Regions from separate parts of the Homo sapiens genome. Here all the other regions are linked to region 1. The links are chromatin loops, found by intact Hi-C in ENCODE. Cell type or tissue: CD4-positive, alpha-beta T cell. All regions are shown on one strand.

Region 1 (8,000 bases):
GTTTGGAAAAGGCAGACCAAATTTAAAAATTTCATCAAAGAAGAAAATACAGATACGTAATATTGGTTTTGGCCAATAAATGTAACCTGTTGAGAACAGAGGAGAAAAGTTGATGAGGAAAGAGAGAAAATAGCTCAAAGAGAGAAGCATATGCCTGCATTGGACATTCTGGTTGGGTGATCTCAGAAAGCTTGCGTCAAGGTCCATTTGTCTGACCTGGGATGTGTGGTCACACAAGTCCAGGAACAGTCATTGTTTGTGACGCTGAAGACTCAGGGGCCTCCTTTTTCCATTAAACTGGATTCCAAAGTCCCTCCTGTCAGAAAAAAAAAAAAAAAGAAACACTGCTTCAGCTTTTTTGGTTCTTATTTACAAATTGGCCTGTTGGTCTCTTCTTATCCTAAGCTCCTGAAAGTATCTGGACTTAGAAAATGAGGTCAGTGCCAGAGAAAAGTAAGGCAGAGGGAGCAAGCTACCTCCCTCCTGCCCCACATCCAAGGATCACAAATGATTCAGAGAGCTGAATAAGGCATTGTATATTTCATTTACAATGATTGTACAACAGCTGTATAATCGATGTTGTTGAAGTTATGAATGTTGCTCAGAGTGTAGCATAAATGTCCACAGTGAGCTGCAAATGTGAATAAGAATGGCCCTGCCTGCATAGTAATTGGTATTATTACTGGAATGAATGGGAAAGCCACATATGGATGAATGGGTGGGGCTACAAAAGGGTATAGCCTGAGAGACAAATGGTAGCTTTTCTTTTCTCTTATCCATGCCTGTTATTTCAAATAACCATCCACAGTGGGTGGAGGAAAAGGGATAGAAAGTAGGAATATAGTGGAGAAAGCGTGAAGCTGCTTATCTACTACTTTATATCATGCCCCTTCCTGTCTGCCAGTGCCCACACTTATTAATTATAATAGAGTATATCACACATCCCCTCCTGGAAAAAACAAAATCTGTCTGTTACAAAGGGTAGAAGGATAGACTCAGGTGAAGGGTGTGGGGGTGGGGGGAGACATAGGGAAGAGAAACACTTCAGGTTAATTGGAGCTGAGAATATAAAATACTCGTCTTAAAGTGTGTGCTTCAGTTATGAGAAGGAAAGTGTCGAGATCATAATGTTTTCTGTGCAAGATTCAACACAGCATGGGTGTTTTAAAACAAGCAGCAATCATTTCTCATGGAGAAATTATAAGCAGCAGCTCCAGGCTCAGGACAAGCGCATGGGAGAGCCGTTCTTTTCATTTCTCTAGAAAGGCACAAGGAGAAACACGGTAGTTAGCAGATGAGTCCCTTGAACCAAATGGCAGAGTTACTGACGAAGAGAATTATATAGTTCAATTTACTTATTGCTTTATTCATTCAGAAAGAAATGACACTGAATTCTCCTGGAATTTTACATATTAGGAGGGAAGAAATTTTGGTTTTAAAAATCAAACTGTCTGGCTTCTGCAGAGGTTGCAAAGCAAATTGGTCAACTTCATAATCAGGAAATAACAGAAAATTGTTAAATGATTTATTTGGCAAAGCTGGCTATGTTATTTCTTTTAGAGAAGAGACCTTTTCAGCCTGATACAAAAACAGCCTTTGCCCTGATAGACACAGTTTTTGTTTGCTTGCTGTCATCCTGGGTGCACCTATGTGGCATCTGAATCACTATTAGGTCTCTGTTTAAAGATTCATTTTTTTACCAGAAATAATTTCTCTAGAGTAATAAACAATGCACTGCATAACACCACTTTAAAAATTCTTAGAAATAACTGCAAGGAAATTAGTTACAATTATTCACATAGTTCCTCAAAATGGTAGCACATAAGAAGAAAGAGGGGTCCCTCTCACCCGTTTTTTGAAGACCATCTTTGTTTACTTCATTCCCAAGTATTAAGAGATTGCATGATCCATTTGCATAGGATAACTAACATATACCACATCATTTGCACGTCTGCAAGTACACGTGAGTAACCGTAATTACACGTGACACCAATTACTCTATTACTTTGTATTAAATTATAATGGAAAATTCCACTAGAGAATTGAAGCCTAATTGCATCTTAATTTGCATAATTTTGCATATTAATTACATCTCAGATGAATAATAAATTTCAGCAGATTTTTAATTTATGCATAGACACAAAAACAAGTGGAGAAATAATTTAGAAAAAAATACCAGCAACTATTACTTAGGGCATTCAACTAATTTTGCTTAGTTTAGCAAAACAAAACTTGGTTTGTTTAATATAGCATCTTTAGACTGATTGCTGTTTATTGCACAATATGTCAGTCTTGAAATATAGGTGCAGGCATGATTTTTCTTAATAAAAAAAGTGTTCAATTGTAGCATTTTAAGTTCAGTTTTTTATAGTTTGATAAAACTGTATTGGAGATAATATTGTTTCATTGGAAATATCTTTAGTTGTGATACACTTTGATTGAGACTTAATTTCTGTTGCAGTTATTTTAAATGCAGGGGATTATAAAAATAGAATATAAAAATATCTTTGTGAAGGAGATCACTAATAAAATATATCAAGTGTTTTCTTTCTTGAATTTACTATGAAGTCACTCAAGATTGTTTTAGTGATTTTTGCATGAATGATTCAGAGTGAGAAATTCCATGTGTTTCATTTTGTAGCATATAACAATTTAGAGGAATGGCTTTCAAAGATTACTACTATTTTCTGACTGTTTTCTTTGTTTCTCATTGCTTGCATGGTAAACAGTAACATTTGTTCTTAATTGCTAGAGACCTGGGTTTTAAATTTAGTCACCTTTACTTTGGATTTATTAAATAAACAGAAGGTATATTTCTCAGAGTTAATTAATGCATTTTAGTTACATAGCTGTATCTAGGTTGACAGTCGTTAAAAAAAAAAGAAAAAAAACACCAACTTAGTGTTCCTCAAATGACAATATGTAACTGAAAATTCACTCAGTGTTCCTCAAATGACAATATGTAACTGAAAATTCATTTCGTCCACTTCTTGCCTAAACCCAATCCATATTGCTTTATACCTGCTGCCACTGTTAAAGGATGGGCGGAAACCTTTAGCTCTGCCTCCACTAAGTCTAATACTATGATCATTTGCCAAATTATACAAAAAGAGAGGATGACACGTCCTAATAAATCAGGAAACTGTCAGGATTAATAATCTCAGCCGTCATCTGTTTTCCTATAAAAGCCCTACTGGCATCAAATATTTTCCAGTTTGTTTTGCAGTTCTGTTGGTGCAGAAACTGGACCTGTGCCAGCCTGGTGCCGTGCAACCTCAAAGAAGCCATTCTATATGTCTTTTATCGCATTAGTCTGAATTTCACAATTGTGCTGGTTCACAACGCAGTGAGCAAGAAGTCTTTACAACATATGTTCCCCTTCTCCGGTTACCAATCATTGTTACAATTTGCTATTTGATAGGCAACACTTTGAGCTTAAAGGCTTAGATTTGTCTTTGTTTCCTAATGTTTCAATATTTTCTGTTTGCATCAAAAAAGTTTGCCTCATTCTTAGGCAAGCTAGAACCAATGGAAAAATAAAAACTCACCAGTGCTTTCTTTATTACATGAATTTCTATTAGGTGTTTGACTCTGGTCTTTGGTTTCTGTTGCCAGGTTACAGCCCTAGGAACATCTTTGATTATTTGTATGTTTAAAAGCAGAAATAGTTTAGCTATCTAAAAGAACCGAATCGATGATTGCATGTGTTTTTTCACTTTTTTTGTTCAACCCTTTTGACCAGGTTCTTATATTAAAGAGAGATTTGAGCTGGATGAATGCCTCAAACCAACCCAGTCCTTCCAACATTTAAACAATGGTTCCCTCTTGTGGCTATGCTTCAATAGTGCGATTTAGGAAAGGAGGAAAGTAAAAATCTCGTGACTATAAAACAGATTTTGACAAGCATACTGTAGTAATCTACTTGCACCTTGTATTTAGAGGCATTCCCAGAACTCTCAAGTCTTTCTGATTTATTTTCAGTAAGGTGTAAGTTTTGGTGTTTGGGGTGAAAGAATAGCAAAGCATCCTGATGCTTATTTCCTGGTGGTATCAGAAAAATACTCTCCTATAGGGGATAGAGTCCACATTTTGGGACATTTTTGAATATGTTGAAGTGTATGTTGGAAAAAAGGCAGTTTAGGCTGTCTCTGTAGCTTTAGAAATAAATGTATAACTTCACTATTAAAAATATAAATGATTTCCTAAAGGAACATCCTAAGTGTACAATTAAATCTAGATTATGCTTGTCCTTTCAGATTTTATCCTCAAAGATCATCTGAGAGGGGGTAAAAATCTTACAATTAACCAGCTCCTCTAAGATGATCTTTCCAAGCATCTTTGATATATGCTTTTAGAAATTTATTTTGAGTCAGATTTCCCCAGGGGCCACCATCTTACACTCTCCGAATTACTGTAAATAAAGAGCATTCTTCTGACACCGCAACTGTAAACAGCCCACAAATACTTTCTGTCTGTGTTAAGCTATGTTCAGAACAGCAACAGACATGTCCCTTAAGTAGATTTTTTTTTTCTTAAGACTGTGTTTAATGTAAAAGTAAAGTGTCGTTAGTAACAGAGACAAGAATCTGCACCAAGGTCATATGACTGTATCTACAAAAGATTGCAACCATCCACGCAAGTCGGATGCGATGTGTTTCAGTACACTTCAAAATTCTGAGTAATAAAAATGCCAACTTTCAATTTTACTTTAAGGATCCTTTTGAAAGAATGAAAGCATTCGTACTTGTCAAGCCATTTTCAAGCCACAATATTTCTCATTCACCACAGAGTTTATTTATTTGGAAGTTTAACATGGAAAATGAGGTTCGGGATGGAAACGGACATGATTTCTGTGTGTCGAAGGAGGGTGATAGAGAGCTAGTCGTCAAGAAGCAAGAGTATGGCGATAATATAATTACCGACAACATATCACTTAGTCTTCTGATTCCAAATGAACTCCTTCCGTTCCCTCCCTCATTTAGCACAGGCTCAGGCACCAAGTTACAAGTCTCTTCACTTCATTGCCAGGGCAGCTCCGCATGTTTTGCTCATGAGCCTCCATTTTGTTTAGAAGTGCACACCTTTCTATTGTTAATAAAAACACAGGCAGTTAATTTTTCACTATTCACCTGCAAGATGAGTCACATCAAAAGCTCTCATAAGAGAGGAAGGTTATGTATTAAGGAAATAGGACTAGCATCAACTTAAGTTTCAGCAGATTCCAAAATTAAGAATGATTTTTCCCCCCTTAAAATAGTGAGCTTAAAAAGCAAAGTTATTTCCCATTTTGGTTCTCTGATGCCACTTTCTACCACGACTGGGCTTGGGAGGCACCTTTGCACATGCATTTCCTTTTGTCAGATTCAACCCAGGTCTGCTCTGAAGCTTCCTGTGGATTTAATGCGGAATCCACTATAATTATTTCCCTTGGACTTTTTCCCTTTCTTTTGTTCATTAAAAATGTATAAGACTAGGCTGGGGGTAGTGGCTCACGCCTGTAATCCCAGCACTTTGAGAGGCCTAGGCAGGCGGATCACCTGAGGTCTGGAGTTCGAGACCAGCTTGGACAACATGGTGACACCCCGTCTCTACCGAAAGAAAGGATACAAAAATTAGCCAGGCGTGGTGATGCGCACGTGCTGAGGCATGAGAATCGCTTGAACCTGGGAGGCGGAGGTTGCAGTGAGCCAAGATCATACCACTGCACTTCAGCTCTATCTCAAAAAAAAAAAAAAAAAGACATGATTAAATGAAACAATGACCAGGAGATGTTCCTCCACAAATGTGTAGTGATTGATTACCCTCTTGTGGGTATTAAAAATGTCCATCAACTCGTTTTTTTATATGATCTGTACCATCAAACTGTTAATTGCTCCTTGCATTTGCTCACTTTTTGTCTCTGCTTCTGTCTCTCTCCCTCTCTGTTTGTCTGTTTCTCTCTTTCTTGATGAGATTATCAATGTAATTCACTTGCACAGGAAAAATAAAACCTAAAAAGCCAATTGGCTCCTTACCTTCCTCCTTCATTCTCTTAGGAAATCACAGAGGCACTTGGAAGTTAGCAAAACAAAGAAGGAAATAGGGGAACTGTAACACAGAGGAAACCAGAATTTAATGATCCAGTAAAATGTCAACCAAATATTCAGGCTTTGAGACTGACACTTATTTGCCAGCTTTTTATTAATATTTTGCCAAAAAAAGGTGAAAGAAATCCTGAGGATTACCTTATATTCTGACCATTGTTTAATAAAGAGACTTTAGCAAAAAAAGAACAGGTAGAACATAATCTCAGAAAGAAAAAAAAAAGACATCCTTTTCCATTAGCTATATTTAGTTTTTAAAAATCATCACATTTATCTCATTTTTCTTCTTTTTCTTCTTTATGCTTTTATCAATTAGATCAGCTAAACTTCAATATACAGTAGTGCTAGTCTATAGACCAAAATCTGGAATGCACAAGCTCACTATTTGTTGTTCTTTAGAGTCCTGGTCAAATTTACCTCTTTCAAGAGATTCTTCTTGATTTCCCATGTAAAAATGAACAGTTGTTTCATCTAAGCTCCTATTCATTATTTTATTTTCATCTGTTTTATTTTGAATTTTATTGATACTACACTTACCTCCATCTCCAGATTGTAAACTCCATGAGGTCAGGAATTCTTACTACTTATTCATTTTTTAAGGAGCACTCCATAAATGCCAGTTGACCAAATGAACCCAAATCTGACAGAAAAATATATGATTTATGCACGAGCTGGTTTTTCCTTCCACGGAGCAATAACTCCTGGTAGGCACATAGAAGGGGGGTTAGGAATGTTAGGAAGGGAAATTGATCATCATGCTGGCAATGGCACAGTGCCTAAAAGGAAGATGTAAATTCTCCAAATTGTTCTCTCTATTTACATATGTGTATTTATATATATGTGTGTATGTGTGTATGTGTGTGTGTGTGTATTGAGGGTTTAACTTCCAATCCCCAGATATGTACACACATATGTAAATATGCACACACACATTACACATATATACATCAAGTTACTGGAACTTTGCTCTAATTAAGAACACAACCTGAAGTTTCAATATGGAGAGGAAAATATGTATTTTTTATTGGCCTTGCTCTTGGTTAACCACTTTTATTTTTCAGATTCTCTTTGCTAAACCTGATTCCTGGTGTGCTATGATACAAAGATCTGTGGCTGTCATGGGGTTGCAGATTTTAGCATTAGAAAGGTGTTAGGAATTTATCTGTCTCAGCTTTCCAAATGTATGGAACAGGAAATTGAGACCTAGGAAGACAAAACATCTAGGTCTTCTGACTTGCCAGCCAGTGCTTTTCCCACTCAAACTATTAAATTGACAGAAGGGAAAATCATGTGGCAATTTGTGCTTTTAAAACAGAGAATTTTTAGAGGCAATCTAATTATTTTTATATTACATTAAGAAAGGAAGAAAGGGAAGAAGAGCGAGGCACCAAAATCAAGAAGGTAAGCTCTTTGGAAAACCTGGTTTTCATCAGCTGGTCATAACCTCTGGAGCAAAGACTGGGCCCAGAGGAATATTCCGGACTGATCTACTCTTGGCAGAAACTGCTTTTTGGGTGAGTAAGCCGCCCACTAGCCTTTTTTTTCTCCCATCATCTAGATAAAAATGAGTGTTTAAAAACTGTGCTAAAATTTTCAAAAACACCTTAAAAAGATTCCATTACTTAAAGTGATTTGGATAATTGTGTTCAATGGTAGCCATTATTTAAAAATATAATTAGTTGCTGAACTCAGAGAAGGAGGGAAATTTCTGCAGGTGTTTCTCATTATTTGCTATGCATACAAAATATCTGCATAAATTACCATTATTATTCCAATGTATACTAAGAGACAATAAAGCATTAGCAAGCAAAGAAGAATGTTGTTGACCCACAGACTGTGAGAGAGAGGCCTGGATGCACAGTAATAGTGTGTTGGCCTTCAGTGCTGTTGCTGCACATGTGCAACCGCATTCAGAAT
Region 2 (8,000 bases), 1.3 Mb before region 1:
GAAAACATAATGTCTAAGAATAAACTAATTTAGTCATTATACCTTTTTAAAGATTTCTGCAGTGGAAACAAATGAACAAGTGTTAGTCATCAAAGACTACTACTCATTTGATTCTGCCACAGTCCAAGCTAGAAAAAAATGAAACAAAACATCACAAGCCTCTCTTTAAAGCAAAAATGCAATGCCCTTTTGTCAAGCAGAAAAGAAATAACTTGAAATAAAATATTTTCATAAAGAACAAACTATGGAGTTTCATTATTTCTATACCTAGAATAATACTAATTCAATCAGCTAGATATTAGGCCCTACTATGTGAGAATCTATTAAAGAAATCAAATATTCCTACTAGCCACAGGATATTCTTCCAGGAAATACAAAAATTCTAAATCAATCTCAGCCTTAAAAAAAAAAAAAGTGAAGTAATTCCACACCCACACTTTACCATTTTTCTGCTTTCCTTTCATCTACTACTTGACAGTTATTAAAAGTTAGAACAATTAAGTGAAATTATCGTACGTAATATACTTTATGCAGATATGGAAAATTTTTAAAACAATCCATCTAGGAAGACAGTTAATGTGCTTACTGCTGAGGTATTCTTGAGTGGGTTTTGATTTATTAGGACACCAGGGGTCCTATGAATTAGTCCATTGCTTACTTAAATCATGCCCTTGATCCAGGAAAATCCCATGGTACCATTAACAAAATTATTCACACACAAAAAATACACAAACTACATTCTGTACATCAATAGATGGTGGCTATTGGTTTCATGGAGGGAGTGTGCATAGTGGTTACCAGCATGAGTTCTAGAGCCAAACATCCTGCCTTTGAATCTTGGCTGCAAGATTTTGGGAAAAAAAATTACTTAACCTCTCTGAGCCTCAGCTATGTCATATATAAAGTGGGGACCTAACTCATAAGGTATTGGGAGGATTAAATAATATGATTAATATGATTTGCATAAAGTGCTTAGAAAAGTAACTAACACTTAGAGCTTATTCACTATCATTTGCTACGCACCTTCCTCCTCCTATTCCTCCTCCTACTACTACTGCTACTAATCTTCTACATTCTTTTCTTTCCAATGTAATAAGGCCACCTATGTAACATTTCTCGGCATTTGCTTCCCAGAGCATTTTTTTTCTTACACAGTTTGCTGGAATATTTTATTTGTGGCTGGTTCTAACTTTATGTTAATTGTGCTTTTTGTTTCCTGCAAAAATGCAGTGCCTTACTATTGCTGTATTTAGAATTGTAAATTTCAAATTCTATAAATAAAAAGTTAAATAATTTTACAGGAAGCTAGTCCTGATTATAAATGCAGACTAATGACTTTTTTCCCCTACACAAAAAAGAATAAAATGCAATGTTTTAAAATAGCCCCCAATCTGTTGCTTACAAACAGTATTAGATAGTATTGCTCTTTTATTGATTCAAAAACAGGTACTATTAATTATTGAGTAAGACCTAAATTGGTTAGTTTGTATAGGTTTTGGGTTTATGCTATGAAAATCCTATAAAACTACATCAATTTGGTTAATAATCTTATAACATTTAAAATTTTTTATACTTTTATTTTTCTAGTATTTCAACTCACAACATCCTTCCAAAGGTATTTTCTCATTTAATCAGAGTCAATTAACTGAGGGTGACCATTGTGTTCTGGGCACAGTACTTGGCACACCTCCAGGAGGCACCATTCACAGTGGACTGAAGTGGAAGCAATCTGCAGTTAGGCAACGTGCTCTCTATATATAACCATATATATTATCATGTTTAGTTGATGTGATCTTTACAAACCATATAAGGTAGAGTTATTCCTATCATCGATATTTTATAGATGAAAAAGGAGATTGAGAAAGACAAATTGATTTGCTCAAGATCCCAGAGTCAGTATCCGTCAGAACTAGAATCCAAATACCCCCGATACCTACTATTCACTCACTTTTGATTTGAAGGTCATCTACCATATTTCTAATCTTCAAATTCTTCCACATACTCGTCAACTAACTACAGTGGAGGCCAATTAACATCTCTTTAGAAATTACACAACTCAGGTATCTCTACAATTGTTATCAAAGGATGATTAGGAGAAATGAGACAACAAATTGTGGTCAGCAACAAGTGCTGAGTCTATCCTGGAACTCTGCCCAAGATAAAACCCAAGACATTTCATTACTAAAACTAAGACATTTCATTATAATAGAAGAGCACTTTCACAGTCTCACAGGGTAAGTAAGAACGTACTACATCAAATTTCCAAAAGGGACTTTTTAACTTTTTATTTTGAAATAATTTTATACTTATAGAAAGGTTGCCCAAATAGCACCGAATTCCCACATAACCTTCAATTAGGTTTTTCTAATGAAAACACCATACATAGCTATATTACAGTTATTAAAATCATAAAATTAACATTGGTTCAAACTATTAACTAAACTGTGGGTCTTACTCAAATTTCGTCAGTTACGCCACTAATGACTTTTTTTGATTCCAGAATCCTATCCAGGATTCCACATTACCTTTAGTTGTCATGTGTCCTTAGCCTCCCCCAATCTGTGGGAATTCCTTCTCTTTCATGACTGTAATATTTTTTAAGAGTGCTAGTCCGTTATTTTGTAGAATGTGTCTCAATTTTGAGTTTGTCTAACGTCTTCTCATGATGAAACTGAGCTTATATATTTTTGGCAAGAATATCATATAAGTGATGTGCCCTCTTTGGTGTATCGTATTATATCAGATGTTAATATATCTTATTACTGTTGATGCTAACCTTCATCACTTAGTGTCTATCAGCTGTCTCCTCCATAAAGTTACTATTTTTCTCTTTGTAATTATTAAACATCTCATGAATATACTTTTTAGACCTATACAAATATTCTATTTCTCCTTAAATGTTCACCCTTACTTTTGCTATCCATTAATGAGTCTTGCCTGCAACAATTATTACGGTGGTGTTTGCCTCATGGTGATTTTCTATTTTCCTCATTCTTTATACATTTATTAATTGTAATTTAAAAGAATGGTTTTTAAACTGTATCAAATGTCAAGGTCTCCAAAAAATTATCAAAAAGTTAAATGCAAAAAGCCAACAATAAATGTAGTGGACAACAGTATTTCATATTCAGTCATAATGACCTTAACTCCCTGAATCCGATGTCTAGCAGTTCCTTTTGGAAGGATCTGTGTTTGAGTAAGTCGCTAATGACATCTGTCAGCAGCTGTACTGTTTTGTTTTATATAATTGTAGCCTCATTTTTTATTGCAAGTAATGCATCACGATGCATATTTAAGGTTTTCCAAATAAAGAGTCTTGAGCAATCTATTTTAAAGTAGCTAATACCACAGCACATTTGAGGCTAAGGGGTAAGCATTCCTCAGGAACCAAAACAACGAGGATAGCAAATATTCTGCCCCTGCAAATCTGATCTCATTCCTCAACCTGAAACCTTGCCACATAAGCATAAAATTATACCAGTAAGGAGATATCTCTCAGAATGGTGAATTCCAGAGCTCCAATTTTCAAGACTATTATTCCTATGACAGGATGAGGACCTGCAAACATGAATTATAAGCTTAAATTATTCACTTACTCTTTCACAAAAGGAAAGCCCATCAATCTAATGCCAAAAGACTTCAAGTTTATTTCTAAAGGTTTAAAGAAAGTGGTTTATTTATCAAAACTTTATCCTCTGTGTTTGTTGATTAAATACTTCAGTCTTACACTGAGGTCAAAGAATGTCAACCAATTACTATGTAAGAGAAGTCCTACTTCATAGCACTTAACGTCACCCAGAATACACGGAATTATTTTAATAGGCAATCTTGATACACTATTTATTCCCAAGTATATTTCAACTATTATAAGTAAAACCTACTTAATCTAATATCATTCTTCAAACTAAAATCACAGTAAACTAGCAACTAGCACAGTGCCTGGCACATAACAAATATTAATGAGTAAGTACTGACAACAATCCATAATTTCTTCTAGACTACTTCCACTGCAGGCTACAAAAGTTGAAGTTTCCTTCTGCACATTCAAAAAACTACACATTTTAATTACTTCTTAAGAAAGATATTAAAATGACTCAGAATCTAATCTAAGTGATGTGGAAATATATTCCTAAACTTTATCATCCGAAAACTACAATATTTTTGTAAAGGACATCAAGTCATTTTTAAAAGTGATTTATTTTCATAATGGATATTTGGGAGACAAAAATACACGAGAAAACAGGAAATCCCACTCATAATTCTGATCTTACAAATTACTGTCATGATTAGTCCTGGAAACTAGTGCAAGATTATGGTTGCAGGATTTATGATGACTTCATTTTTGGGTGAAAATTTTAATTTATTCAAAACAAAACAAAACAAAACAAAACACTCTTGGTCTAAAGCATGGCCATGAGCAAGATTTTATTTAAGAGTCTTAACTATTAAACGGGGTCACTGGGGAAGTTGTGGTAGTCATTTTCTGACAGTTGCTTAGAAAGCTTACAAGGTACCTAATTTGTATCTGCATATTCTCTGAAGATAAATATAAATATAATATAGAATACTGCTAGCCTATGCTTTAAAACATTGCTTATTACTGAAATGTCTATTGGAGTAGAGTGAGAAGAAAGAAATTGGTTATGCAATGCTTAGGAAAAACAGCTTCCTATTTTCTCAGATCCCAAATGACCAGAGGAAAAGTCTAACCAGCAGGGGGAGATACAGAGGAGAGTAGTAAGACAAAGAACAGGCTATAGGCAAGAAAAGCAGTTATAATTATAGCTGGGAACACGGAATTTGTTAAAGGAAGTCTACTGTATAATTATACTTGAAAATTTAGCAAGATGCCCAGAGGCTGACTCGCAGCTGTCAGGAACTGGTAACTCTACTTCTGTTCATGCAGCGACCACTTCGGCAACTAAATCCACTATCCAGACATTACTAGAATTGACATTTAGAGTAAAGGAATAGATGGGTGCATGAAACTGTTTTTCTACAATGGATGAAAGCATCCATTTCAACAAAGTAACACTCTCTCTTTAGTTTCCTTTCTAGGCTTAGGTTTCCTCTTTGTATCCTCTCCCTCACAGAACCTAAACATTCTCATAAAAGCTATAATCTAGGTACAAATCTCTTTCTTGAATTCTGACTAGACCATGAACCAATTCTACTACCAACTACAACTCCAAATTCAGCATGCTTACAATGAAACTTATTTCCCACCACCCTCACCTTGTCACAAAGCTCTTTCCCCTTCCCCCCTACTTTTCTATTTCTCTAGTAGCACCAGCATTCTCTCAGGAAAACATGACAACTCATGTCTCTCTTTCCCCTTCCCGATCTCCTACTCTATACTGATTCAAAGCATCAAATCCTATTCGTTTCTCCTTAAAATTCTGTCATCTATCAATGAAAGATGTATCAATGTTCTAATCCCTAGTGTCACACAGAGAATGGGACCTTATTCAGAAATAGGGTCTTTACAGAGGTAATCAAATTAAACTGAAGTGATGAGGATGGGCCCAAACCCAATATGACTGATGTCTTTATAAGAAGGGTAAATTTGGATGCAGACAGACACTCAGAGGGAAGATTAGGTGGAGACACACAGAAAGAAGATGGCCATGTGACTGAAGTAATATAATACATCCACAAGCCAAGGACTGCCAGCAAACAACAGTAGCTGGAAAAATCAGAAAGGATTCTCCCCTAGAACCTTTAGCCTACACTTTGATTTCTGGACTTCTAGTCTCTAGAACTGAAACAATAAATTTCTTTTGTTTTTAGCCACTCAGTTTTTGGTTCTTTGTTATGGCATCCCTAAAAAACTAAACAGCACCATAAACTGAATTTGGACTCAATTTTCTACCATCATCAAGCCCGCTACTTATCTCTGAATAGCATCCCATCCACCGATTTTGTCATGGCAGATTCCTATGCATCATTCTTGCTCCTCTTTCAATTACTGAGGCCTGCTCCCTAAATACTATATATCTCTTTAATCTGTCGATCTTTCCATTTTTACATCAATAATCTGGTTCAGGCAATCACCATCATGCCCCTGGACTAATGTTCACGAAATAATCCCCATGTCCTTGCTTCTCTCTTGTTCATTCACCCTTAGCAAGCGGACTGTTTCTAAAATGCTAATCTGACCACACTTTCAGTGGATTACAGTTGGTAGTATCCATGGTCTCTCAGGATAAAGTCTGATTTTTTTTTAAATTTTAGATTCATGGGTAAATGTGCAGGTTTGGGCTTCTAGTGCACCCATCACCCAAATAGTGAACACTGTATCCAACAGGTAATTTCTCAACCCTCCCCTGTTCCAACCCCTCCCACTTTTTGAGTCCCCAGTGTCCCTTATTTCCATCTTTATGTCCATGCATACATACCCACTGCTTAGCTCCCAATTTTAAGTAGAACATGCAGTATTTTGTCCAAATTGTTTATAATGGGTGAAAAAACTTTACATGTTCTGGACTCCAAAACTAAAGAGAAAAAAAGAGACCATCACTCACTGCTCCCACGTCAAATAAACAGGCAAATATTTTCAGGTTCTGAAACACACCAATGCTTTTCACATCTGCTTGTAACTCTCTTCCCCTTATTTAATCATTCATTCATTTAACACATAAACACAGTGAGTATCCATCATGTGCCAAGTATAGTTCCAGAAGCTAGATAAACCACAGAAAACAAAGCAAAGTTCCTACCCTCATGAAGCTTACAAGCTTACATTCTAAAGACAGTGGTTAAACAGCTGATAAACAAACAAAAATAAATATACACAAACTCAGAAATTATTAAGTGCTTCAGAGAAAAGTAAAGCAAGCTACAGGGAATAAGGGAAGTTGGCGTAGGGAAAGGAGCAAGGTTATGATTTTATATAAGGTGCTCAGAGAACACCTCCCTGACAAGGTGACACTTAAGAAAAGACTTAAAGATAGTGGGGGAAAAATTTCTGTGGATAACTGAGGGAAGGGTTTTCCAGACAAAGGGAAGAGCAAGTGCAAAGACCCTGATGTGGAGCAGACTTGCAGTACTGAAAGACTGTCACTGAGCCACTGTGACTGCAGTAGGGGGAAGGAGCAGAATTAGTGCAGATGAGGTTTTAGGGGAGTCGAATGATATACTGTCTTAAGCCCATCGTAAACTTTTAAAAAATAATGAGCAAAATAAGGACAACAGTTGAACTTCTTAGTAGCCTGATCTGATAATCATTACAAAAGAATGACTTTGATCCTAGGTAAAGAACAAATCTGTGGAGTAAGGAAGCTAGTCCAAAGGGAGATAGCTAAGAGGATTCTGCAAAGTCCAGGTGACAATGGTGTCTTGAAATGGAGTAGAATATACAGATTCAATGCTATTTCTATCACACTACCAACAACATTCTTCACAGAAATAGAAGAAAATATTTTAAAATTCGTATGAAACTAAAAAAGACACCGAATAGCCAAGGCAATCCTAGGCAAAAAGAACAATGCTGGAAGCATCTCATTACCCAACATCAAACTATACAAGGCAACAGTAACCAAAACAGCATGGTACGGGTACAAAAACAGGCACGCAGACCAATGGAACAGAATAGAGAGCCAAGAAATAGGGCCGCACATCTATGACCATCTGATCTTCAAAACAGCAGATAAAAACAAGCAATGGGTAAAAGACTCTCTATTCAATAAATGGTGCTGGGATGACTAGCCATATATAGATGATTGAAACTGGACCCCTTCCTTACTCCATACACAAAAATCAACTCAAGGTGGATTAAAGACTTAAAATGTAAAACCCCAAACTATAAAAATCTTAAAAGACAACCTAGGCAGTACCATTCAGGACATAGGCACAGGCAAAGATTTCATGACAAAGACACCAAAAGCAACTGTAACAAAAGCAAAAATTGACAAGTGGGATCTTATTAAACTTAAAAGCTTCTGCACAGCAAAAGAAACTATTAACAGAGTAAATAGACAACGTACAGAATGGAAGAAAAT
Region 3 (8,000 bases), 430 kb before region 1:
AACTTGATAGTTTGATGTTAGAGTTAAAGGGAACTCCTATACTTTTGAAGGGAAACTTTGTTGTTTTGGGCTAGTACTTTAAGAACTCTGGATATGCTTGAGGTCATGGACTCCATAGTGACAGAGGAAAGGTAGCCTCTGGAGGAAAGGTTAAGGCAGAATGGAAATAGGAAGCGCTTCACCAGTTTGTTGTGGTGGTTCCCAGACTTTTGGATTTCTGGGATGAGTAAAATTTTAAAAGTGGAAGAGTAACACAGAATGACTAACTTTGTATTTTACCAAATAAAGATATCAAAAGAGAAAACATTATCTACTATTAAAAGAGAGGAGTATTTATGATAATAAAAGTGAGGATATAATCTTAGAATAAATAAGTATAATTTACAATATATGTTATAATTGAGTATGAAAATCTCACCGTATCTTTTTTTTCCATTTTGCTGCAGTGTGCACCAATGAAAAGTCCATCAGGGATTTGCTCTGCCATATGGGAATCAATGCTCCATCAGACAGCTTTACAAAGCTGCCATGTGTGATTCATATTCGCAAACTGTGTATTATTTTTATTGTCTATTTTTCTAATTTTTTCTCATCCCTGAATCCTTGGTAAAGTTTGGTTTACATATTCTTTCATCACCTCAGTAAAAAAAGAAATACAAATATAATGGACCCTTTGAAACCAGGGTGGTGGTAACTATGATAATATTTCATAGATTTCCAGGAAAATGTAAATCTCAGGGAAGAGAATTTAAGATAAATGTCCAGATGCTTATTAGAAGTAGAGATGTTTCATTGTTCTATCTATTGGAGGTTTGTGGTTCAATTTATTTAAGGAATCTGATGGTTTTCTAATGGACCTTCCCAACATTTCTGGAATTGCCTTTTTAAGATCCCTGAAAATGGAAAGGAATTCCCTAGATATCCCAGTTTATTCCCACACCCTAACACTGAAGAGGAGTCCCCGAAACATTTCAGCCCTCCTCATTTCTTTCAAGCTTACATTGAAAGATATCAGCTTCAGCAGATAACATGTGAAGGAGGCTTCATTGGTTGGGGTGGAGGGGTTCTCCTTGACATTGACCTCACTGTACTCCTTGGCCATCTTTCCTCCAAATCCCCTGGGGCCATGCCTATCTCACTTGTAAAGTCAACAGTTGGTACACAATCAACCAGTTGAAAAGCTGGCAGAAGTACCCTCTGGGGAAAAAACGGTGTGTTAGAAAGCAACGGTTTAAATGAGCAAGGCCGCAGGAACTCAATGACTCAGTGAAGGTGGAAAACCAAGGAGGTGAACCATGGCTCCTAAGTATTCATCAGGCAGCCACCATGTTCATGTGTCAAGGTGTGTGATTGTTTCTAGTCTTAGAAAGGTCAACTCTTTCTTTCCTAGACCACTGGTAATTTAGCTAAAAAGTAAGGTATTACTGTTAGTCAGGGCCTTTGGCCTGCTTTGTTCATCACATTTCCTATGTTGGTGGATGGAATTGTTGAGGCTGCCCACCAGACAAGTTCAATGTGGATACATTAAGAAAACCCTAAATACAGGTCTGCATCCAGAAGCAGTATTTGAGAGTCTATTGAGATTAGTGCTGTAAAATTGAGCAAGTAAACAAATAAAAAAAGGTAAAAATAAAAAGGGAAAAGGCAAGTAAGACTCTGGGAAGTACAACTAATTTGTGGATCAGTCATCCTGTTTCTACCACACAGTGCAGTGTGATCTGACAAGGCTGAGCAAATGTGGTTTTGGCTTTGCACAGCTGAGGCGTTTAACTGCATCATGCTGAGGTGGACTGAAACTTCAAGGGCACCCAGTGACTTATGTGTTTCGTCACCAGTCTGCCCACTCCAGCATTTATCAGCAAGGCAATGCTGTGTGTGTGTGTGTGTGTGTGTGTGTAGGTATATATATTTAACTTCACACCATGGTGTCTGATTTATAATTTCCCGAGGGCAATATTTTTTTACAGCGACTGGCAGAATTTTTTGTTCTTCATTAGGCCTTTTATTAACCCACTGCCAGAGCTCTGTATCCAACCACTCCCAGTGTTTCAGTGATCATATTATCAGTAATAGCATATTTCCTCTGGGAGATATGAATACAGTCTATTGCAGGTGGAATGCTGGGAGGAGGAGGGATAGAGTGAAGTGTTCACATTTCTATCTGCACTCTGCCTTCAGACTCTTCCCACTAAACTTGCAGATGTTGCTGACTAGTTATTTTGATGGTTCCTTAACTTCATTATTATGTATAAGAGCACAAACTTTATTTATTCAGAAAGTTTTGTAAAGCTATGATACCTTCCTCTGTAAAAAGTAGATTTGACCACACATTTGGGGTTCAAATTCCTGAGGTTTCCATAAGTTGTTTGCTATTACCAAAAAACAAAGTCTAGATGGTTAATGGAAGTCTAGATGGTTAATGAACATGGACGAGTTTGAAAAGAGCCATATCATGCAGAGCGGGTGGGTCCTTCCTGTCCGGCTGAAGAACTCAGATAAAAGGAAATATGAAAGCCTAAAGCTTAATTATTATCATCACTGTGCTTCCATTTAGAGAGAAAGAAATGGTCCCAATTACAAGGCTAGCAGAATACTTATGAGGCCTTCTGGTCTCTTTGCTTGCCTTTAGTCAGGACCACATATAAAAACACTTAAATCCTTGGGTTAGAAGAGAACTGTTGGTTTCTAAAGAGATTTTCAGGAAAGGAAGTTCCATAAATTTCCTTGGCATTACATTTAAGCCCCTAACACCACAAACTTATCAAGTATGAACATTTACTAGCAGAGTATACTTGAACAAGTCACTTAATCTTTTGGAATCTCATTTATCAAGTGCAAATTCTAATAAGAACTTATGAAACACATTTTATTGTTGTGAAGATCAAACCAAGCAACCCACTTAAAAAAGATTTTTCAACTGTGAAGTACTACACAATGGTAAACTACTATGATATTAAGCATAATTCCCATTCATGTAGTATCTCTCAAGATTAAATACAATTAACAAAATACACTGAGCACCTTAACAGAGATGGAAAACCAACTGACCTTCTCCCTCACTCCTAGTACCTATATTATATTGAAATAAGAGGGAATATTTTGTAGGAAGAGGGCAAAATAACATGTTCTGTCATTAAGACTTGAAATATTGAGGTCCCTACACTGGGTTATTCATTTTATTCCTTGACTCTGGTTTCTATGCCATCTGAATTATATTCTAAGTGGATAAGAAAAGAAGTAACCTTACCCCATTACCTGAGACTTTGGCTATTATAATGACTGAATCTATCTTCCTAAGATCTTTTTTCAGTGAGTTAACTGGATAAGTATGTTGAGAAGTATCTCCTTGAGTATCTGATGACTTCCAATAATGACGTGAGATTTCAGCCCCCTCACCTACATAATTCTGTTTACTTAACTTTTGTAATTGAGATACTGCCCAGAGAGTGGTGGGGGAATCACTCAGTATTGAAGCCAATTACTGCGTTTGGATAATATTTTTCTCTAACTTTTTTTTTCTTCAACAGATTGTCCATTGTATTTTTTTTTCTTCAACAGATTGTCCATTGTAGAGTCAAAGGGTTTGTGGTAGGGTCAAAGTTTTCAGATATATCCAGAAGATCAGTACTTTAAAATTACTCACTCACAGTTAAAATAAAGAGAAATAAGCAAGACAGGAAATGGGAAAGGAATATTTGACTCAGTAGTTGTGGGTTAGGTGGGCTTTACATGCAGTCATTCTGTGTGATCTGGAGTGACTAACAATGTTCATCTGAATGGACATGGCGTTAGGTGCCTGAAACTGGTCAACAGATCTGTTTTCTCTGGCTAACATTTCCTAATGCTTTATACCTAGCTTGGCCAAAAATGGCCGAGTGAAGACAAAGAAAAAGGGAAGTTTTCGAAGCCTACCTTGACACAAGGAGGGCATCATCTTCATAAATGGTGAGAAGCTAGAAATAGCTTCTACTCGACTAAGTTAACAATCATACAACTAGTACACTAACTTAATAGCATTTTAAAAAGGATTCTGTCCCTTTTCTTGAAAGACAATATACCATCAGCTCCTTAACCATACAAAAAAGCATGACTCTAACTTCAAAGAATAAATTGTAAGAAATCCCCAAAGTTTGACAACAATGTTTACTTGTTACCTACTTAAAAATTTTTTTGAGTCCATTCTTCGTGCCAGACATTATGCCAATTTCTTCTTATACATTATCTCATTTAGTTCTCACAACAAACCTAGGAGTTGGGTACCATTACCATTTTCATTTTTCAGAGACTCAAGAGGCTGAATAATTTCTTTAAGGTTATGTATCCAGTATAAGGCTACATTTATATGATAGAAGGAGAGTCAGGATTTGACTAGTCAGGATTTGACTCATTTCTGTTGCTCTCCAAAGCTTTCTCTCTTAATCACTACAATAATATCTCTCTGAAGAGTTCAGTTATAGAAGACAAACGGAGTAGCAGAAGCAAGTTGTGCTGTACAATTGCTTATTCTCTTGAGGTGTCTCACAGAATCACCACCACACCCTTCGAGAGTGTCCTTAAAATACTGTTTTTTGTCAGCCAAGAATAAAATGGCTTTTGCCTCTGGCTGTTGTTCTCCACACATGCCACAAGGTGGCTCAGTGTAGAGTGACCTCCCTTCTCAGTGTGAATTCCCAGAGGGTAGAAAAGGTGCGGGAACAAATTGCTGTTTCCTGTCCTATTGGATTTCACTGGCACTAGCTTATCTGCCCGATTGACTTTCACTAGCACTAACTCATCCCTGTCTTAAAGAACAAAGAGCCACACCTCGGCTGAAAGCTTAAAGTTGTACTTACTGGACTCAAAAGGAGACTCATTTGAAACTGACCTCAGATTTCCAATGGGAGTCTTTGTAACCACCTTTAGCTTCAAGAGACCAGATGCTCGTTGGTAATTATTTCTTCAAGTGCACAAAACAAATCCAGGAAGAGCTTATACAATTTCCAGCAGAGAAGTTTGTAGCTTAATCAAAAAACATCACACAGACACACACACACACACACACACACACCCCACATCACACACCCCTCTCCCCTGCCAAAACTGGCTGCTCGTAGAGAACACCTGGGCAGATGAGAAGCTCCTTGAGCAATAGATGACAGAATTTGTAAGGAAGGTCAAGGTTTACTAGGTTGTGATCAAGCTCACCCCCACCCTCAACCCCTTATACTTCCACCTTCAACCTTTGGAAGACGAATCTTTTCAGAAAGAAAATTCTGTTCAGACTGTGGAAGGGTACCATGGGGTTTGCCTGTCGCTAAAGCAGAAATGAACTTTTTCACCCCTTTTAAATATTTAAAAACAGAAAAATCTCCTGATAGTGGCATATAGGTCATAAAGTACCAAAAAGTATATCTGAGAATATGTCTGCCTTTGAGATCAGGACTCCTGATCATACTTTGTCCATTTTTATTTGCTTTACTGTTCAAATGTGAGTTACCAAAGTCCTAGCACAAGAAATAACTCACATATCCAATGCCTCAGGAAAGGGAGATCCCTTTAGGGTAGATGAAATTAATGTTCTGTCATTCAAATGGGTGTCTTTAGGCTTAATGTGGTCATCTTTTCCCATGGAACAGGGACAGATCAACTTAGCCCATACATACTGGCTACAAATGACTAATAATAGAAACCCTACTCTTTGAAAAGAATGGGGGTAAGCACATAGATCCAGCTGGGATGTAAGGGCTTGGAAAGAAGTTAAGGAGAATCAGATACTTTTCATCCATTTGATAATCATGACTTGGGCTGACCCTGTGCTGAGACCAGATCCTGTCCAACTATTTTATTCTCCTTCTAAGAAAGAACAAGATATGGACCATTATAGTTCCTTGCTATAAGGCTACATTTTACGTGATTTGTTGTGAGACATCTCTGATCAGGAAGAGAAGATTTGAGATAGAAGGAGACCTTAGAAAGCATATGATTGAAACTTTAAATTCATAACTGTCCCCACACAGAATTACCTTCTATCCTTCCTATGGGCCCTGACTTCTAGATGACCTATATGTATCCATATTGATTGTATCATAGGTAGCAACCAACCCAAGACAGAATTGGAGTTTAGTCTCAGTGTGTGGAACTTGTATGTGTTAGCTGGTTGGGGGGTGGTAGTTGGGACAGCCATTTCCTGCCTTGTAAACTGAGAAGCAGGGAGAGAAGTTCTGAAGAGAGAGAGACAGAGAGAGAGAGAGATAACAAGAGAGATCATGAGGAGTGCAGTGATGAGAGAGGTGGAGTGTTGTGATGAGTTTCTAATTCCCCTTCTCTGTGTCTTTGTAAGGCTGCAGAACTCTATGGGATATCATCACTGTAGCCTCATAAAAAAATTTTGTTAATTTTCTTGCATTTAGTCAGTTTCTGCTACTTGCAATGAAAGGTTTTTTAACTAACACCAGTTTTTGTGTATCTCTTTTATTCCAAAATTGGCAAGAGGCTTTCTAGATTACTTGTGTAGAAGAATAAATGGACAACAAAGAATCAAGGGATAATTATCAATCATCCAAATATCTAACAACTTCCATTGTATACCTTTCCAGTTAATCTGCAGTGGTCCCCAGATAAAACTTTTCTGTAAACCCACTTGTAGTGTTTCTCCAAGTTTGATCCAAAGACCCCCTTTTCCTATGAATCTGCTTGTCAGAGGAGAGGTTCCAAAGTCCTGCTCCCTGTTGAATTAGGCTCCTCTCTGAAGGTAGATCCAGGAATCTGCATTTTAAACAGTGCCTCAGATAATTCTTAAACTCTGTTGAATCTGGAAACCAATGGATTAAGGAATTGATAGGACCTAAAATTCTGTGATTGGTCCAGGGAAAATGAATATGCTCCATTCATATTTCTGATTCTGAGATCACATTCCCTCAATCTTTATTAGCTGGGGTACCTGAGCAAATGTCTTTTTCTTCATGCCTTCTTGACTCAACTATTACAGGCTCACTACTTAGGCTTTTTTTTTCTTCCCTTCTCAATTTGGGTTCTTAATTAGATAGGATTAGCAGGTTTTTGCATACAAAACTCGGCATTTTCTTCTGGCAGGATTCAACTGTGCAACTATACTTGTGACAACAGAGAAAGTTAGTTTGCAGGTTCCCTGGCAGCCATTGGCAAGATTTGGTATAAGTTTTGTTTAAGCTCTTTAAAGCTTCTCTGGCACAGGACCAAGAAACAGGCGCTTAAGAAGGGGGAAAAAATCAATGGGCCAATCAATATGATGAATATATGGCTCCATTAGCTACTTCCCGGTCTTTAGGATCTGGATGATGGTTTCTGCATTTTCTTTGTTTCAGGTTTTTGATGGAAAATTAGATTAGGGGAAACTGTCACTGCCTGTTTTAAAGCTGCCTCATCTTATCTCAATGGCCAGTTTTGGACATTTTCACTCTTGAGGCATGAGAGATTTAAAGAGCCTGTTGGATCAACAAGTCTGTTTTCCTTCCCTAGCCCTCCCAAGAGTTTAAGACCTCCAGAGATGAAATTCAATTGCCTCTAACCTACTCATTACCTGGTGACTTCATTCAGTGAATTATTTTCTTTGCCAGGCTGACTTGAACACTGACCCTGAATTTGTTTCCTCAAGTGCCTTGTTTAGCCACATTTTACAACTCTACTCTTGACTGAGGCATACAGGTCAAATTGTTATAAAGGAAGAAAGGTTCACAAAGTGAATACTCCTCTTCAAGTGATTCTGGAAACTTGAGAGGAAATGATTTTAGGGGATACAGAGGGGCACAAGCTAGTTAGTTTTTTGAGCTTCCATATTGAAAAATAATGGCTCTACATAGAACACAAGCACTCTTCAAAGATGTTTCTGCAAAACATACTTATTCTAGTAGAAGTAGTGCTACTGAGGAAGGTTTTCTGGTACAGGGTTACAGTAAGAACTTCCTAAACTTTTAGTAAACCGAAAAGGGGCTTTTCAGAAATGTCCTCTTCTTTCAGAGAGAGGTTAGATACATACAATGAGT

What was found. A loop is a pair of places that touch in the nucleus more often than their neighbours do. Peaks named below come from ENCODE experiments on the same cell type or tissue, not always from the same donor. Only the 100,000 strongest peaks of a DNase experiment are listed, where the experiment ranks them.
Region 2: it touches region 1 in a loop (7-fold over the local background); 3 of 110 quality-filtered maps call a loop at or near these places.
Region 3: a loop joins it to region 1, with 2.9 times the contacts of the local background. A loop is called at or near these places in 39 of 110 quality-filtered maps.

What each region holds. Positions count from the first base shown.
Region 1 is chr3:18,984,992-18,992,991 of GRCh38, forward strand. The region is part of intron 1 of LOC107986066 (a long non-coding RNA gene); the gene reads left to right. It overlaps LOC105376978 (a long non-coding RNA gene), which reads right to left and starts at 5,001. Exons shown (of 4, transcript XR_001740610.2): 1 at 4,920-5,001; 2 at 217-316. In CD4-positive, alpha-beta T cell, CTCF peaks have their summits at 3,815 (motif pointing left) and 4,015; a DNase peak (open chromatin) is centred at 3,820; H3K4me3 peaks cover 759 bases; H3K27me3 peaks cover 252 bases.
Region 2 is chr3:17,640,563-17,648,562 of GRCh38, forward strand. All of the region lies in intron 1 of TBC1D5 (TBC1 domain family member 5), which reads right to left. Among named protein-coding and RNA genes, the nearest start is that of TBC1D5, 98 kb to the right of the region's middle. In CD4-positive, alpha-beta T cell, a CTCF peak has its summit at 4,705 (motif pointing right); a DNase peak (open chromatin) is centred at 4,719.
Region 3 is chr3:18,554,945-18,562,944 of GRCh38, forward strand. No RefSeq gene overlaps it. Among named protein-coding and RNA genes, the nearest start is that of SATB1-AS1, 110 kb to the left of the region's middle. In CD4-positive, alpha-beta T cell, CTCF peaks have their summits at 4,636 (motif pointing right) and 4,844; DNase peaks (open chromatin) are centred at 1,797 and 4,627.